Linked DNA regions of Homo sapiens: region 2 is linked to region 1. The links are chromatin contacts, found by Hi-C or POLR2A ChIA-PET in ENCODE. All regions are on one chromosome and are shown on one strand. The core of a region is the stretch at or near the end of the contact, and the rest is flanking DNA. Distances in the headings are between cores, read along the strand shown. Region 1 overlaps DOCK2 (dedicator of cytokinesis 2). Region 2 overlaps DOCK2 (dedicator of cytokinesis 2).

Evidence for each region. A loop is a pair of places that touch in the nucleus more often than their neighbours do. ChIA-PET counts read pairs that join two places held with the same protein, here RNA polymerase II (POLR2A). Pooled maps may share reads with other maps.
Region 2: a pooled map shows a loop between it and region 1 (2.0-fold over the local background). The contact joins two enhancer-like sites. A Hi-C loop is called at or near these places in 1 of 50 pooled maps. POLR2A ChIA-PET finds 5 or more read pairs at or near these places in 4 of 52 experiments (AG04450, OCI-LY7, WTC11 and 1 more).

The regions. Positions count from the first base shown.
Region 1 is chr5:169,775,613-169,783,365 of GRCh38, forward strand. All of the region lies in intron 25 of DOCK2 (dedicator of cytokinesis 2), which reads left to right. Among named protein-coding and RNA genes, the nearest start is that of DOCK2, 140 kb to the left of the region's middle. Within about 2 kb of position 3,724, at least 3 of the 41 ENCODE cell types and tissues checked have a DNase peak (open chromatin) inside an H3K27ac peak, as active enhancers do.
Region 2 is chr5:169,877,313-169,885,065 of GRCh38, forward strand. The region is part of intron 27 of DOCK2 (dedicator of cytokinesis 2); the gene reads left to right. It overlaps INSYN2B (inhibitory synaptic factor family member 2B), which reads right to left. Exons shown (of 4, transcript NM_001129891.3): 2 at 5,241-7,504; 3 at 4,056-4,130. The coding sequence starts at 6,586. Among named protein-coding and RNA genes, the nearest start is that of INSYN2B, 99 kb to the right of the region's middle. Within about 2 kb of position 3,044, at least 2 of the 41 ENCODE cell types and tissues checked have a DNase peak (open chromatin) inside an H3K27ac peak, as active enhancers do.

The DNA of each region.
Region 1 (7,753 bases), core at 2,474-4,973:
ATAATAAAGTTTTATACAATTATAAATATGATAACTTATAAGTTATTATGTTTATAAATAACCCTATAAGAATGACTATTGCCAGAATTCAGTGGAAACAGGGCTGTTGGAACATTGGGGACAGTTTTATGGAGAAGGCAGGATGTCAGCCGAACATGAAAGGCCAGTGTATGTGACACAGGCCCTCTCTGGATGACAGCCTGTGGGAGATCTTGGAGTGTCTGAGCTGAGAGATGCCTGCTTCTCAACCTCAGCAGCCCTTGGGATTCCTCCTTGCCTGATATGCTTCCTTGCTAAGGGGGGCCTTGGACCACACCGAGACCTCTGCTAGGCATGCTTCTGAAGATGTTGGCCCAGAGATGGGAAAAATGGCATTTATTCTTTATGTAAGTTAGGATTATCAAAATATTGTGAGTTGATTGTAAGACATTTGGAAATGTATAAAATGTCCATGATCTCACGATTTAGAGGAAACCATTGTTTATTCTTCCTCTCTTTTGTATCATATATATGATATGATATGAATCATATTATATTTATATAAATATATATATTTATATAAATATATATATATAGGTCTCACTCTGTTGCCCAGTCTAGAGTGCAGTGGCATGATCATAGCTCACTGCAACCTTGACCTCCTGGGCTCAAGCAATCTTCCCACCTCAGCCTCCTAAGTAGCTAGGAATGCAGGCACACATCACCATGGCTAGCTAATTTCAAAATATTTTTTGTAGGGACAGGGTCTCACTACATTGCCCAGGCTGGTCTTGAATTCCTAGCCTCAAGTGATTCTTCCACTTCAGCCTCCCAAAGTGCTGGGATAACAAGTGTGAGCCACCACACTTGGCCTGTATCATATATTTTATATAATTGGGATCTTGTTTTGCATGCTGTGTAATCTGATTTCTGAAAATTATTAGGAACATTTTCCCATTCTATTTTTAAGGGCTTCACAGGACTCTTTGAAGGACACTGGCTATAGTCAATTTTATGGCTTGGCTCTGCGCCCCTGACCAAATCTGACCTTGAATTATAATAACCCCCACGTGTCAAGGGTGGAACCAGGTGAAGATAACTGAATCATGGCAGCAGTTTTCCCCATGCTGTTCTCATGAGATCTGATAGTTTTATAAGAGGCTTCCCCCTTTGCTCGCCACGCATTCTCACTTCGTCCTGCTGCCCTGTGAAAAAGGTGCTTGCTTCTCCTTTGCCTTCCGCCATGATTGTAAGTTTTCTGAGGCCTCCCTAGCAATGCGGAACTGTGAGTCAGTTAAATCTCTTTCCTTTATAAATTACCCAGTCTCAGGTATTTCTTTATAGCAGCATAAGAATGGACTAATACAACCAATTGTAATATTTTCTTCTTTAAGGACATTTAGGTTCATTTCATTGTATGCTAGAAAAACTTCCTGGAATTCATACCCTTAATAGACAAATCATTGTCCTCTTTGCTTATTATTTGTTTACCATTGGATGTGAGTCTCACCCAAACTTACCAGTGTTTGTCCAGGTTTTGACTCTCCCTTTTCCCTACTTTTCAAACACAAAGGTGCATGCACACACACACAGAGGATTTTGCTTCCTCCCTGTGTGATAGACTCAGCATGGAGCAGACTGTGTTGTCCTTGAGTTAAGGAGTTGGAGTAACATGATCCAATTCGGGAGGGACATGTTTTCACAACTCCGCCGTTATCCTTGATGGCAGGGGGTGTGTCTGTGTGTGGACGTTCCCTGCAATACCAAGCACTTAAATGCGACCACACTGAGAGCCCTCATTAGTCCTAGGCAGCCAAAGTAGATTTGCTGAGCATGCCACCATCCAGGCTGGAGAGACTGCCCACATGGAACCAGACGCCACAGTGGAGAGGGGAGCCAATTATCCAAAGGCAAATGAGACTCTAATTACAGCTTTAGCTAAAGAGTGGGAAATTATTTGAGGAGAGACTTCCCATTTCTGGTGTAGGCACAACACAGGACAGTTGTTCAGAATAAGGGGCTGGATCAATTCCTGATTTTGCTACCTTACCCGGGATACTTCACCTCTGTAAGCATCTGATTCTTCACCTGTGAAAGGAAAACAATATAGACGGTTGACCTCACTGGTTTCCCGTGAGCATTGAATGTGATGTTGCCGGTGAGAGGCATAGAGAGGCCTGGTCCTTAGTAAGGACTCATAAGCCAAGTTTCATCATTAATAACTATTACTAGTGCTACTATTATTTGCAGTCATCTGGTAGCATCATAGAAGGTACAACTGGAAGTCAGGAGAGCTGGAGTCTCAGCTCTGCAGTTTCCTGTGCATTCCAACTTAGAGAATGAATTCATCCCTCCGTCTTCATTTTCCTCATTTCTCAAATGAGAAGCTTGAATGAGGGGATACGTGAGCACACATTCCCTCCTGAGGTTTGTGGTCCTAAGCTAACTGTAACCTAGGGTTCAGGGTTTGAGTTACTCTGTGCAGCAGCACTCAGCACCTTCCACTGCCACAAGTGCTCCTGGATGGTGGGAACCTGGCTCCTCAGTTACTATTTCTGGAGTTCTTACTAACACACAGAGGTGCATTGTGCTGAGAACCATATATCATTACCTTCATGAATCCTCCCATCAACACTGTCTTACAAGGGCTGTTATGATCACCTCTTTGCAGGTGCTAAAGCTGAGATTTATATAGGAAGCTGGGATTTAAACATAGGCTCCTAACACCCATACTAAATGGTCTCTGTGTCCACAGTGTTCAGTAGTGAGTAGTAATATTTTTGTTCTTATAAATATTGGTTGGGCTGCACTCGAGGATTTGGAAGAACTGGGATGGAGAGGACACTCAGCAGTGTGCTCTTATTGCACTCTTCTCTCTTTTACTCAGTCCTTTCAAAATTGTAGGCACAAAAGTCAGGAAGGCAACACCTGTAAGACTTTGGGGGCAGCTCCTGCTACCTTAGCCCTGTCTAACTTTCTCTCTCTGTAAAATGAGACTGATAAACAGTTGCTCTGCCCTACTTGCCTGGTAGAGTCATTTTGAGCTACACGAAGGATTGTATATGCGTGTGTGCATTAAAGAATTTGCACATTGGGCATATCGAGTGTTTGAGCTGAAAGGAATGTTAGCAACCAGCTGCCCAGAGATAGTCAAATTCAGCAATTGAGAGAAACCCTGAAGGGGCTTCACCTTGGGTGTATAACAAGCAGGCCCACTTCTCCCTGCTTCTTAGAATAGCTCACTGTATCTATGTCTCTGTCAGTCTACTGATCTACCAATCTATCTATCTATATATCCAAGAAAATTTTCAGCAAAAAAATTCTAAGTCTAAAGAAGTATGTGGTATTCGTTTTTCTGTGCCTGGCTTATTTCAGTTAGCATCACGTGAAAAATTGATCTGGCTCTGATGAGGGATGTTGATAGTGGGGAAGGCCACGTGTGGGTGGGGACAGGGGATATATGGGAACTGTGTACTTTTGACTCAATTTTGCTGTGAACCTAAAGCTGCTCTTTAAACAAAACTACTCCAAAAATAAAAAACAAATACAGTACAAACATTGACCTGAATTACCACCACCCCTGATCCATTTTACAGAGGAGGAAAAAAGGCCCTGAAAGAGGAAGTGGCTCTTCTAAGGCTACTGAGTAGAAGAGTTAAGATAGAACCCCTGGTTCAGCTTTTTCTGCCCACATACCAATTTACTTACCAATTGTTAGCACTGAAAGTGTGGCCCTGTCCCTCCCTGGCTTAAAGGGTACACTTCAGTGACTTAGGGAGGGGGTGGTGGGGCTTCAGTTTCACTGCCTGTGCTCATGGTGGTGCCTGTGGTTGGGGGGAGGGGACATCTCTGCCATTGCTGGCTCCCTGGCATCACTGTGCCTGCGATTGTGAGCTGTTGGTGGTGGTGTCCAATGGCTCACACTGGCTCATTGCTGGGACAGTGGGATAATTTCCTAGGGCCAGCTCTAGAGGAACTCACAAGATGATTAGGTGGTGGCTGAGGTTCAGATGGGTTCAGGCTTTCTGCCCCACCAGCTTCTAGCTATGCAGGTCCAGCCATCTCCCTGTCCGTCTCTGTCTGTCTCTCATTTGTTCTGTCCCCACCCCACCCCCGCATCATCCCATGCAGCCCCTTTTCTAAAATCTTCTGCTTCACCCCATCCCTAGAGGAACTCCCCCTTTCCCCTTGCTCTCTTCTTAAGCCTGAACAACTCGCATCAGCTTAGACACCAGCCAGTTCCTAGGGAGGCAGTTCTCCACTCAGTCCCCTCAGGTTCCAGGTGTGGAGGAGGTGTGGTGACTGACTGTGGCCCCGTAGAGAGTGTAGGCTGCAGGAATTCATCCCGTTGCATTTGCCCTCCCAGAGAGAGCTCTAACCAGTTTTCTTTCTGGGTCACCGAAGCAGTAAGGCACACCTTGCCAAGGTGAGCATTATTTTTTTCTCAGACCCAGCGTCTTCTAATCTACTTTGGGGGTCATGTATTTCCCCTTCCACCATGGCTTTGGCCTTGATCCTTTTGGATCTAGCAACCCTGGCATTGCTGTGCTAAGAAGCATGTGGCTCTTGCCCATCCAGCGTGAGCCCAGTTTGCCCTGGTGATTGCCACCTTCCCCTAGCTGTAAACTCTGCTCTATGACTGAGGAGGGACGGAGTCAGCTCTGGTTAGATTTGTAAGTTTTAAGGCTCCCCCAACCCAATAAATGTGTGTGTGTGTGTGTGTGTGTGTGTGTGTGTGTGTGTGTGTGTTGAATCGTTCTAACACACCTTCCAAAATGCATGGGAAAGTTGTCAACTTCTTTTCTCATGGTGTGTTAAAAGAATTTGGCATCCAATAAAGTACCTCTGGGCCTTGTGTGCTGGCAGCTTCTGGGCAGGTTGACGGTTTCCTCCCTGTTCGTATTTGTTTCATCATAAGCCAAACAAAAGCACTGAGAATCCATGTATTCGGGATCTCAGGGGCCTCTCCTCCTTCTCGTGCTTCTCTAAGATTTTCCTTGTGCTTACGTAACACCAGCTTCCTGACTTCAGGTAAAGAGTGTGTGTTTTCTCTCTGTATTCCCAGTAACTGGCACTGGGATAGGTGTTTGAAGGTGAAAGGACCAGTTGCCTTCATTGAAAGATGGTAATATCGTCTATTGAAGAAAACACTACACAGTACGTCTTCACTTATTGTCATCCATAGGTTCTTGGGAACCGTAACTTTAAGTGAAATGATGTATAACAAAACCAATTTTGCCATAGGCTAATTGATATAAACAAGAGTTAAGTTCCTAACTTAAAATATCACCATAAAATATCGCCATACTTCTAAATAAAGACCAAAACACTTCTAATATTATACATTAAAATAAATGTGAGCTATACATACATTTAAGAATAATAAAAACAAGTAAGATCATGACTTACCCACTTATTCCAGTTCAGGGTCCTGGTGGCTAGAGCCCATGCTGGCATCTCAGGGTGCCGGGCGGAAACCAGCCTTGGACAGGATGCCATTCCGTCACGAGGTGCACTCACACACCTATGCTCACTCACACAGTGGCCATGTGGACATGCTAAATGAACCTGATGCACATGTCTTTGGAATGTGGGAGGAAATTGGAGTACCTGGAGAAAATCCACATAGAAATGGGGAGAACGTGCAAACTCCACAGACAGTGGCCCCAGCTGGGAATTGATTTTTTTTCTCATCAAGGTTATAACAAAACAACATTGAATGAAACGATGTTATTCAAGACCTGCTGTGCTAAGAGCTGGAAAATTTAAACTCTAGTCCAGGAAAGCTACTAACAAGCAGTGTGACCTTGGACAAACCACTTAACCTCTCTGGGCTTCATTTCACATTGTATAATCAGAATGTTGGATCTCTGAGATCCTGTTCATCTCTGACAGTCAGCCAGTCTCTGTTGCCAGGACAGCATAGAACAAGAGACAGCAGCTTCAAGTACTATTTAAACTGCCTGAAAGGCATTCTGTTATCCTGGGGTTTTGTGGGCACTAGTGTCAGCCTGACATGAAAGACACAGAAGGACTCACTGTGTTTGGATGTACCCAGATTAGGGTATTGTCCACACAGGCCGTGGTGTGTGAATCCAGTGTGTCATTGAGAGGCTTGTTAGAACTAGTTCTGTGTTTCTTGGCATGGGACCTGGAACTCTACCACTTTCTGCCCTTCTCCACGCCCCCTCTCCCGCCCCCACAGAGAGGGGCAGCAGTCAGGACATTGCCCCCTTTTGCAGGTGGATGTTTCTCTCCATGCAAGTGTTTGTGTGGGTCTCAAAAATTTGCTTTTCATCAGGCTCATCCCTGCCGATGTCCCAGATTTGCCAGAACCCCCGTCTGCAGCAGGATGCTTTGTTTTGTTTGTTGGTTTATGGGGATTCTGGGCTCTGTCTCTGGGTGCAGTGGCAGGTTTTAAAATCAATTACAATCCAGGTAACAGGAGGTTCACCACAGCACTCTGCTGTCTGTTCAAGGCCTGTGCTGAGAAATTAAGTAGGTCCCAGTTACCTCTCAGAAAATTTGTGGTATTTCAGGGGACTACAGCGAGTTGCAAATCTTGATAGGTAGTGGGACCTGTCAGCAAACAGCAGACTGGCTTATGTTGTGGTTCAGCAGGAAAAGGAGAGAATAATTCCCTGAGCATAAGATGTGTTGCTCCCTCTTCTAGTTTATCAGGAGATAGCCACATACATCAAGAGACAGACCCTGGGTTTGGGGTACAAGCAGGAGAGCTGGTTATTTCTTGCTCTGTTTCCAAGAAGACGGGAAACTGTGGTTGTAGTCTCCTTATTCGTGATCAGGTTCCTTGCAGCTGTTTCATCTCCAGGCCTAAAGCTGACCAGTTACTCCTTTCTCTGTCTCCTGCCAACCTAGGGGGAGAACACTAGGCAGCTTCCTCCTTAGTTTTTTTTTTTTTTTTTTAATTTCTTGATTCATCCTGGGAAATGGGTACATCCACAGAATGCCTGCTGTGTGATTGCAGGTCTCCAGGTCCTTCTTTCTACGCCTTAGGGTCAGAAATAGGGGGAACACAGAGAGCAGGACTACCTAACTGTTTTGGAGAAATTCAACAGCCATGTAGGTCTTCGGTTCTCAACTGCATTCGAGGTTTGCTTTACCCATCCTTGCCTAGAGGGGATTTCATCCACTCTGCTGGCTCAATGCCATCCTGCTGCCTACAGCTGCAAAACTTAATTTTTAGTCTACGTCTTCACCTTCATCCCAAGACCTGTATCGTTAACTGGCTCTCTGACATATCAAATTCCACATGTGATAGTTGGAGCCACATTTTTGATGAAGAGAGGCAATGTTTAGAACAGGTTTTCCAATTCAAAAAATGTTTATTGATTCTCTGGCATAAACAAAACATTTTGTAGCCATTTAGAAAATACAAAGATGATGAAAATATGGTGATGTCCTCAAGGAGCTTGCCTTTATTTGCAAAATGAGGCATTCTTTATTATAATGCAGAATGAATATTTTATAGTAGAGATAATAAGCAAAGCGCCATGAGACTTCAGAGGAGAGAGCCAGAGGATGTTAAAGTCATTCTTGTAGTTTAAAACCTCCAAAAGATTATTTAAAATGAACAAGAAACACCAAAGAACTTCAGAAATTGGAAATATTCAACTTTTATTATATTAGATTTGGTAACCTCTGATTTTTTCATGATCTTGACTTTGGCCCCAAATGTACAAAGAGTGTTTGTTGGATGATCTCCTTACCAAAGTCTAGAGTTCCAGAGAGCCATTTCAGGGTTTTCCATTTG
Region 2 (7,753 bases), core at 1,794-4,293, 100 kb after region 1:
TGGAGGATTACTTGAGATAAGGGAAAAGAGACCTGTGTCAAAAAGGTCAATTCACGTTCAAGTGACAAATGATGAGAGCCTTTTCTGAACCTGCGGCAGAGGAATTGGAGTGAAGGGGTTGGATTGAGCAGTTGGAATCAGTAGCTTATTTGGCATATGAAGAGAAAGTCAAGAGGGATTGTGATATCTTTATGGAGTTGCCTCTTGGTCAATGGTGTTGAACAAAGTAAATATGGGAAGAAAATTAATTTTGTGGTGAAATAGGTGTGTTTGGGGATATGACAAATTTGAGTTGCCTTGGGATATGAAGTGGAAATGTCTGCATGTAGTTGCTTGAAAATTTTAGATAGATAGATAGATAGATTGATATAGATATCAGATAAAAGGTAGCAGAAAGTGGTGCCACAGAAATAAAGTCCATGAGTGCAGTTGAAGTGATGGGAAGAAACTAAGGATAAGACGAGGAGCAGTCTGTCCAGGTGGACCCTGGACAAACAAAACCTCTTCTATTTCTCTCACCTCTCTAGCACCTTTCAAATCCTACATGGCCAATCTCTCTCTTCACCCACCGAAAACCGTAAGGTTGCAACTCTGTCTTTCCAATTCCTGAACAGCATGCTTGGATGGGAGATGAAAAGTTTTCTGGGAAAGACCTCTTATTATTTTCCTTTAAAACATATTGGAGACATTTTACAACTGAAACCAAGCAGTTTTTTCCTGGGAGTTATGTCTAGAAAAGAAATGCGTGATCTCTGTAATCAAAGACCTCTAAAGAAGCACTGCTGACTATTTTTAGCATAAACATAAAGATGAATGCTGGAGATATGACTGGAAAAGTAGAGAAGGGAGTGAGGGAAGGAGGAGCAAGTGGCTTAGAGGGACCTCGTGCCCTTGAGAAGGTGAAAAGGAGCCGATTCCTTAGGGCACCATTTCCCAAACTTCAATCACTCATTCTCCACCTTCATGGTTTTTGCAAGATTCCCCATACCATCTACACAGTTATTCACTTCACTTTTTTTCTCTAAATCCATTCGCTTTTTAAATTTAAAAACATGTTTTATGTAAAACAGGCAATATCACTTTTGGAAATGCAGACCTGCATCAATTACAAAAAGTATTTAAAAGGACTAGTTTTAGAAGTTAAAGCCTTCAATAAAAAAAGTAAAAATGATTGTATTCTAGCTAGATAACTATTGCTTGCTCAGGGCTGTGAAACTGAGACCTGCTCTTTCTTTGCAGAGAAATGTGATAAGCCAGCATTAGGAAGGTTTTAAAGACGTTCTAGTACCAAACTCAGATTTTCCCCTCTAGGTTATTGGAAGGATTGAAATAAATTTGAAAAGAGAACAACTTTCTTACTAAGTAATTTAATGTTATTTAATCTTGGATGCTATGGTGGCATTCACTCAACCCTTTGGGTAACTTGTGCTAGGATTAATGCTAAGGAGAAGTGAAGGGAGTGATTGGGGCCAAAACAGCCTGGAATCAGCTGGTGGTTTAGAGCCAATTGCCACTCACTTCCTGTGGAGTCTACAGTAGTCAAAACCAAAGGATCCATTCACCTTTATGTACGGAAATCCCTGCAAGCTCCTGAGAGCCATGGATAGAATCTCTAGGCATTGGTGTTGGGTCTGTGCTCTTGGTGAGATAGGATGTATCCAAGTGTTCAATGGTAAGAGGAGAGCCAAGGAGGCTTAGGGAGCAGAGAGAAGGAGTTAGATAGAACCAGATGACCCCACATGTCTTGATAAGAGCAAGCAGCATAGCCATAGCCTCCAGCTGCTGGAGCCTCTGGGAAATACCACTTAGGAAACCGTATGCATGGCTAATTTAGCAGCAACATCTCCAGAGAAGAAGACCCAGTGGGCAATCCATCATGCGCTGGATCATGCTGCTTTATGTACAGTGACATGCACTGAGCGCATCCATCATCGGGGAGAGAGATCACGGCTTAACAAGGCCTGGGGATGAGTATTTCACATCACTTATTCATTCGTTTCTAAGATCTGACTTTCCAGAACACAACGCAAGTTTGAAGTCATTTGAATGTTTTCTAAAAAAAAATGACAACTCTCATCTTCCCACTGTTACTACGATGGGGCTGTTCAGATCTCTGCTTTCATCAAATTAATTGCCCGTTCCCTTGCAATGGCTTAGATACAAGGATATAGATTCTTTCTGGGAGAACAGTCTGGCTTTGAATGGTAATGAGGGATATATGCATACAATTGCTGTTCTTCTGGAAAGGATGGTGTGCATGAAGGTTTGCTAACCCAACCAGGGGTGTAACTTAATTTAGAATGTTTGCTGGAGATGTTTGAATTAAGTGCTAGAAAAATGCAAACATTCTCAGACATGTTGGAAGGTCATAGTTTAGCCAAATATTGTCACTTTTAATTCGGTTTAGAATATCAGAATGTCAGAACTAAAAGGGACTCTTGGGGCCATTTAATTAAAGACCCTCATTTTTCAGATGGGGAAAATGATTTGCCCAAGGCGAGGTCATGAAACTCATAGTAGACTTGGAAATCACCCCTTGCCCTTTTTACTTATATAGGCCAAATATAAAATCATTTTAAGGTAACAGAAAATACATTATCTGGCTCCGGAAAAGAAGAGAGACTATCCAAAATTTAAATGGAGGTTAGTTCAAATTAATTCTTCTTGTTTATGATGAATAGTTTTGTCCTCTCTGTCTAGACATTTAATAATTTTTGTCCCTTCTAATGATTAGAAAATTTGTTCAAGTTAGAAGATATAAAAAAAGAAGCAGCAAAAAGAGAGCAATTGATGAAACTTCTGCTTAGGCTTTCCAATGCTGCAGGGCTCTTCCGGGGCCCTCTTTTTTAAAGGAAGACTTCACATTGAGGTGAAAGGCATTTATCTGTGAGCAGTCCTGACGCTTCTGTTATTTGATTAAAAACAGGTGGTTCCTCTTTGTAAGGAGCTGATGGGTTCAATGAAAAGATGCTCAAGGCCCTGCCTAAGTGCAAGCACCTTCTGCCTTCCAGGCATATGGTCTCTTACTCATTGAAATTTCAGGATTCTGCCAGAGAGAATGAGAAGTTTTAAAAGAAGACATAGGCAACCCAATTAGGCTCCAGTTTGCTCAGGCCCTAAGCTGCCAGTTTTCAACAAAAAGAGAAGTGTAATAGAGAAAGCAAAACTGTTCACTTTGGTCAACAAAATTAGATGTCGTCAACGGAAATTACTGCTTTTGACCACTTTTCTACTATGCCATGGAAAGTGGGCTTCCAGCTAAGGGGGCATTGATCTTTCTAGTAAAAACAGGTATAAACCCTTGCATTTGTTCAGAGGTTTGCAGTTACAAAACACATTCACATATATTATTTCATTTGGTCTTCATGGCAACTCTGAATAGGGATAATTGTTCCCTATTCAGATAAGGAAAGTGAGCCCAGATTAAGTTAGCTGATGGCAGACTTGGGGATTAAAACACAGATCTTTGACTCCAAGTTTACACTGTATATCATGTTTCCCTTTTGTCACTTATAAAAATTTACTGCAGCAAACTTACTCTGTGCTAGAAGGAAATGACATACTTAGAAATGAACATAAAGTTCTTATCATGGTTCTTGACTGTGCCAAGTAAGGGCTTGGCATAGCATAGCTACTGTTGAGGAAGAGGCAGTGTGGTGGAATAATTAAGATCACAGGTTTGGGATTTGAAAAATCTGGATGTGAGTCCTGAGTTTGGCCCTTTCTGCTCTAGGAAAATGCTCTGTGTGAGCGAGACCGAATGCCTTAACTTTCCTGAAGGTGGAATGAGATGCAAATGTGCATGCCAAGCTTACCATGATGCCTGCACTTAGTGTTTGATAAGCCTAGGGATGATTACATCAAAAGGGTATGCTCATAGACTTTGTTCTAAGGAAACAAAGCAATCCCTGCCTTGGAACCAGATGTTAACATTTCATAGTTAAATACCTTGTTTTTGCCTCTCTTGACTTTTTGCATTTAAAAGTTTGCTAGAGTGTTCAGCGGACCCTATGGCTTTATGGTCTACAGAGCAGGCCTCGCTTGTGGCCAGGTACCTGTATATGATGCACGCCGTGTTCTGGCAGGTACTGCAATTGTTGAGATCTTGGCCAGTTCGATAAAAGTTGCGCCTGCAAGACAGAGCATTTGCTGGATAAATCTATGGGCAAAAGTCACGTGGGCCACAAACATTCAACCTACTTGTCCCTTAGTCCCTATAGCACAGCATTCACGGTGCTCTGAAGTTGCACGGCCATTACAAATAAGGAAACAAGAATGTCACGACAATAGGAGCTCACATGTCTAGAAGGCTTTATACGTGTTAAAGATTTCTCAAGCTGAGAGTTTTTTCATGCTGACAACAATCCTGTTGTGAGATGAGGGATTCTGCAGGTGAGTGGAAGGGAGGTTATTAAAACTCCTGACCTCTTAGTTCAGTACATTTCATTCTGCATCATCACAGTGTTTCTCTCCTATACGGCAGTGCTGATTCTGATTCATACAGCAAACAGCAGTTAATGACTTCTCTCTCCTACTGTTTTTGATGAGCTTTAGCCATTGCTTCTTCTTTGTCTTTAGAGAGCACTTTCTGCAGGGACGAGCATTTCGCATCTAAACAAATAACTGCCTTTTCCTCCTATACTGGTGCTGAGTCACCCAGGAAAGCATTTTGTGACTTTTTTTCTCTTTGCCGAAAATGAATTGTGCAAAATGAATTGTGATCTCATTTCAGTTCCAATTAGTTGGTCATTGATGGGCCAGCCCGTCATCAAAGTAGTCAGTACAGGGGAAGGTCAATAGTAAGCTGAGTGGCCATCTCAAGTCCTTTGTCACAATGACATGAAGAACAGAAATACTGTACAAATGCAGTAGCTTGCTAAGAGGAGGGGGATGGGGAAGTGCCTTCCTGCTATCATTTTCCCCCATCATGTATCAATAGAACCCTCATCTTCATAAAAATCATTTTTGATCTTACTGCTCCATTGCTGCCTTTCCCCATTCTGTTAACACCTGAAAACGAAAACAAACAGCAGTAGAAATCCACAGAAATCCACCAAAGCCTAGAACTAAATGAAATTCCATTAGAGAAAAGGGAGGTCTGTGGTTATGATTTGGAGAAACAACAGTGCTTCAAACATTTTGGAGACATTTTTACTAAAAGAAACCAAAGCTGTCTCTGCCCCTGTGTTGGCAAATGACTTCACCCAGTCATTTTTAATATGAAAAAAAAATCTCCTTACCCTTCAGTGAGAGCTCGAGCTTTCTCCAAGTCTTGAATTACATTCAAAAGGACTTTAATTTTCTCTTGGTTCGAGTGCAGAGATTCCTCCACAGATTGCAGTCGGCCTTGGAGGTCGCAGAGTTCACCCCGTGCCAGGTGAATTTGATTAATGTCACTAATCTCCCTGTTGCTCTGAAGTTTGGTCTCACTCCTTGAAAGAGAGGATGGGAGATGATTACTTCCTGGACAATTTGGAAACTCCAGTGTGTCTGACTCGGTGGGGTTGTTTGCCGTCTGCTCCTGACACCCAGGGGCAGATTTCGATGCACTGTTAGTTTTGAGTGACACCAGATTCTGGTGATTGTTACTTGATGAAGGACAGTCTGAGGCTCTTCCTGGGTGGGCTGGCTGGCTGTGGGAGCCTTGTGAGGGGGAACTGTGAGTCCGTGGAGATGAAGGAACACACGTTTCCTTTGACTGAGATGACAGTGAGCCAAGGTCTTTGTCATCTGAGTTGTCTTTGGGCAAAAGCAATTCAGGTTTAAGTTCCTCTGTGCCTGGTGTGTGGCTGGCAACGCTGGTGGCATTTAAGCAGGAGGTGGATTTTTCTGAATCTAGTGGAGTCACCCTTCTCCCATCACCTGGACGTGTGTCATCCAAAGGGTGTATGGAGTTACTTACTTCAGCTGACCTGTCTGGGCTGAGAGCAGACTCTCTAGCTTCCCAGGAAGGACTGTGATAAATATCATCTGGAACCTGAATGGCAGCTGTGGCTTTCTCTAAGGACCTCCAAGTTCCTGCTTCCAAGCATATGCTAACAGGACCATTGCTTTGCACCTTGGGGACCCTTGGGAGGAATGCATGGGACACCTTGACCCTTCGAGGCCCATCCTCAAGATGCTGAGCCAACCTTAAGTAGGCAAGGTCAGAAGACACAATGTCCTGTTCAGAGAGGTTACCGTTGACCTGGATGGCACTTTGGGAGGCTGTTGGCATTTCCACCAGGGACTTACTGGCTGTGAGTCTCTTCCTTTTGAAAACTGGGAAATGCTTCCTGAGACTGGGGGAAGTTTGGATTGCAATGTTGCGAAAGCCCCCTGCCTTCTGGGACCTGGGGAAGGAGAGCGAGTAGGTGGGGGGAAGATGGTGCCTGGTTGCTTGAGTCTTCCCCATCACAGCCGGGTCTTCTGGAGTTTGGACGTCAACCTCAGCTAGGCCAGTTGGATTCTTAGTGGTCCCATCTTCCTTGAATCTCACCTGCTGGGATTTGCTCCTGCGGTGGTGAGGTTGTTTCACAAACTCCACTGATTCTAGACTGTTACGCTTTAGAAGCACAGGTCTCACTTTCATATTTTGCTGGGCCATTGAGCCTCAGTGGGAAGGATCAGGACCATACACTTCTCCTAGGCACATCTCCCCTTAGGTCTTTGGAGCAGTATCTAATGATAGTATTTCAATCATAGAGAACTGCTGGCCAGGATGGAGTGGTCCTCTCCTCTTAGTATGGGAAATCCTGTTGGCCATTCCCAGCCTCTAGAGTCTACGTAGGAACTATCTGTAATGCTTTCCCTGCAGTTAAAATATTAATTCATTGTAGTCATAATTGCTCCTTGGAAAAACAAATGAGTTAGGCTAACTATTAAACATCTGATCTACCAAGAGAGCTGGTAGGCGGTTTATCAAGGGAGGCTGGCACGCGGTTCTGATCTTGGAAGAAGCTGGCTGTCTTGAACAAAAAGACAACAAAAGTACCATTTAGGGGGTAGTGCCAGACTCCCAATGAGTGAATTCCAAAAGAAACCTGCTACGTCTAGAACATACAGCTTTTTGTTTCCCAGAGCATTAATTTCCAGGGTGAAACTGCAGGAAACTTAAATGCATCTTCTTTCCATAGCAGGTAAACAGGTGGAGAAATAAATGACCTGGAGGTTTGCTTGTTTGATGATACATGATGCTCCCAAGGGAACATTCCCATTTATGTCAATCACAAATTCCTCCTTTGGGGCCATTGTTTTCTTTCATGCTGTCTCTCTTTTCTTCAGTGAGGGAAACTTATCTTCCTAAATAGCCTCACAAAACCCAGTGGGGTATGACCAGGACAGGATTGAGGAATCACAGGGGATTCAGTGGGCAGAGTCCCTGTTGTGGTGTGTTGGCCGAAGTTCACATGTGGGCACGGTGAGCTACGTCTGCAGCCTCCATGATGATGTATGTTTGCTTGGCCTCAGGGGCTGAGGTCTGAGATGAGCTGGGGTCTGATATCTGCAAGCAGGCGAGGAGCACCTGAAAGGGAAGAGACAACAGTGGCCAATGAGAAGGCAGTTTCTGTGGACCTGGATTTCTCTTCAAATTCTAACTTCCTAGCTGAGTATTTTGAGTGGAGGGTCTAGGAATAAGTCAACCACGTGGCCTTTCTCTCGGTTCTCTTTGTGAACCAGGTGCTTTGTGGGTGCAAGGCCTTGGAACAAAATGCCTGTCTGCCTGGACCCTTTTCTCTCTCCATTTCTGCACAGCACTCAGCCAACTCCTGTT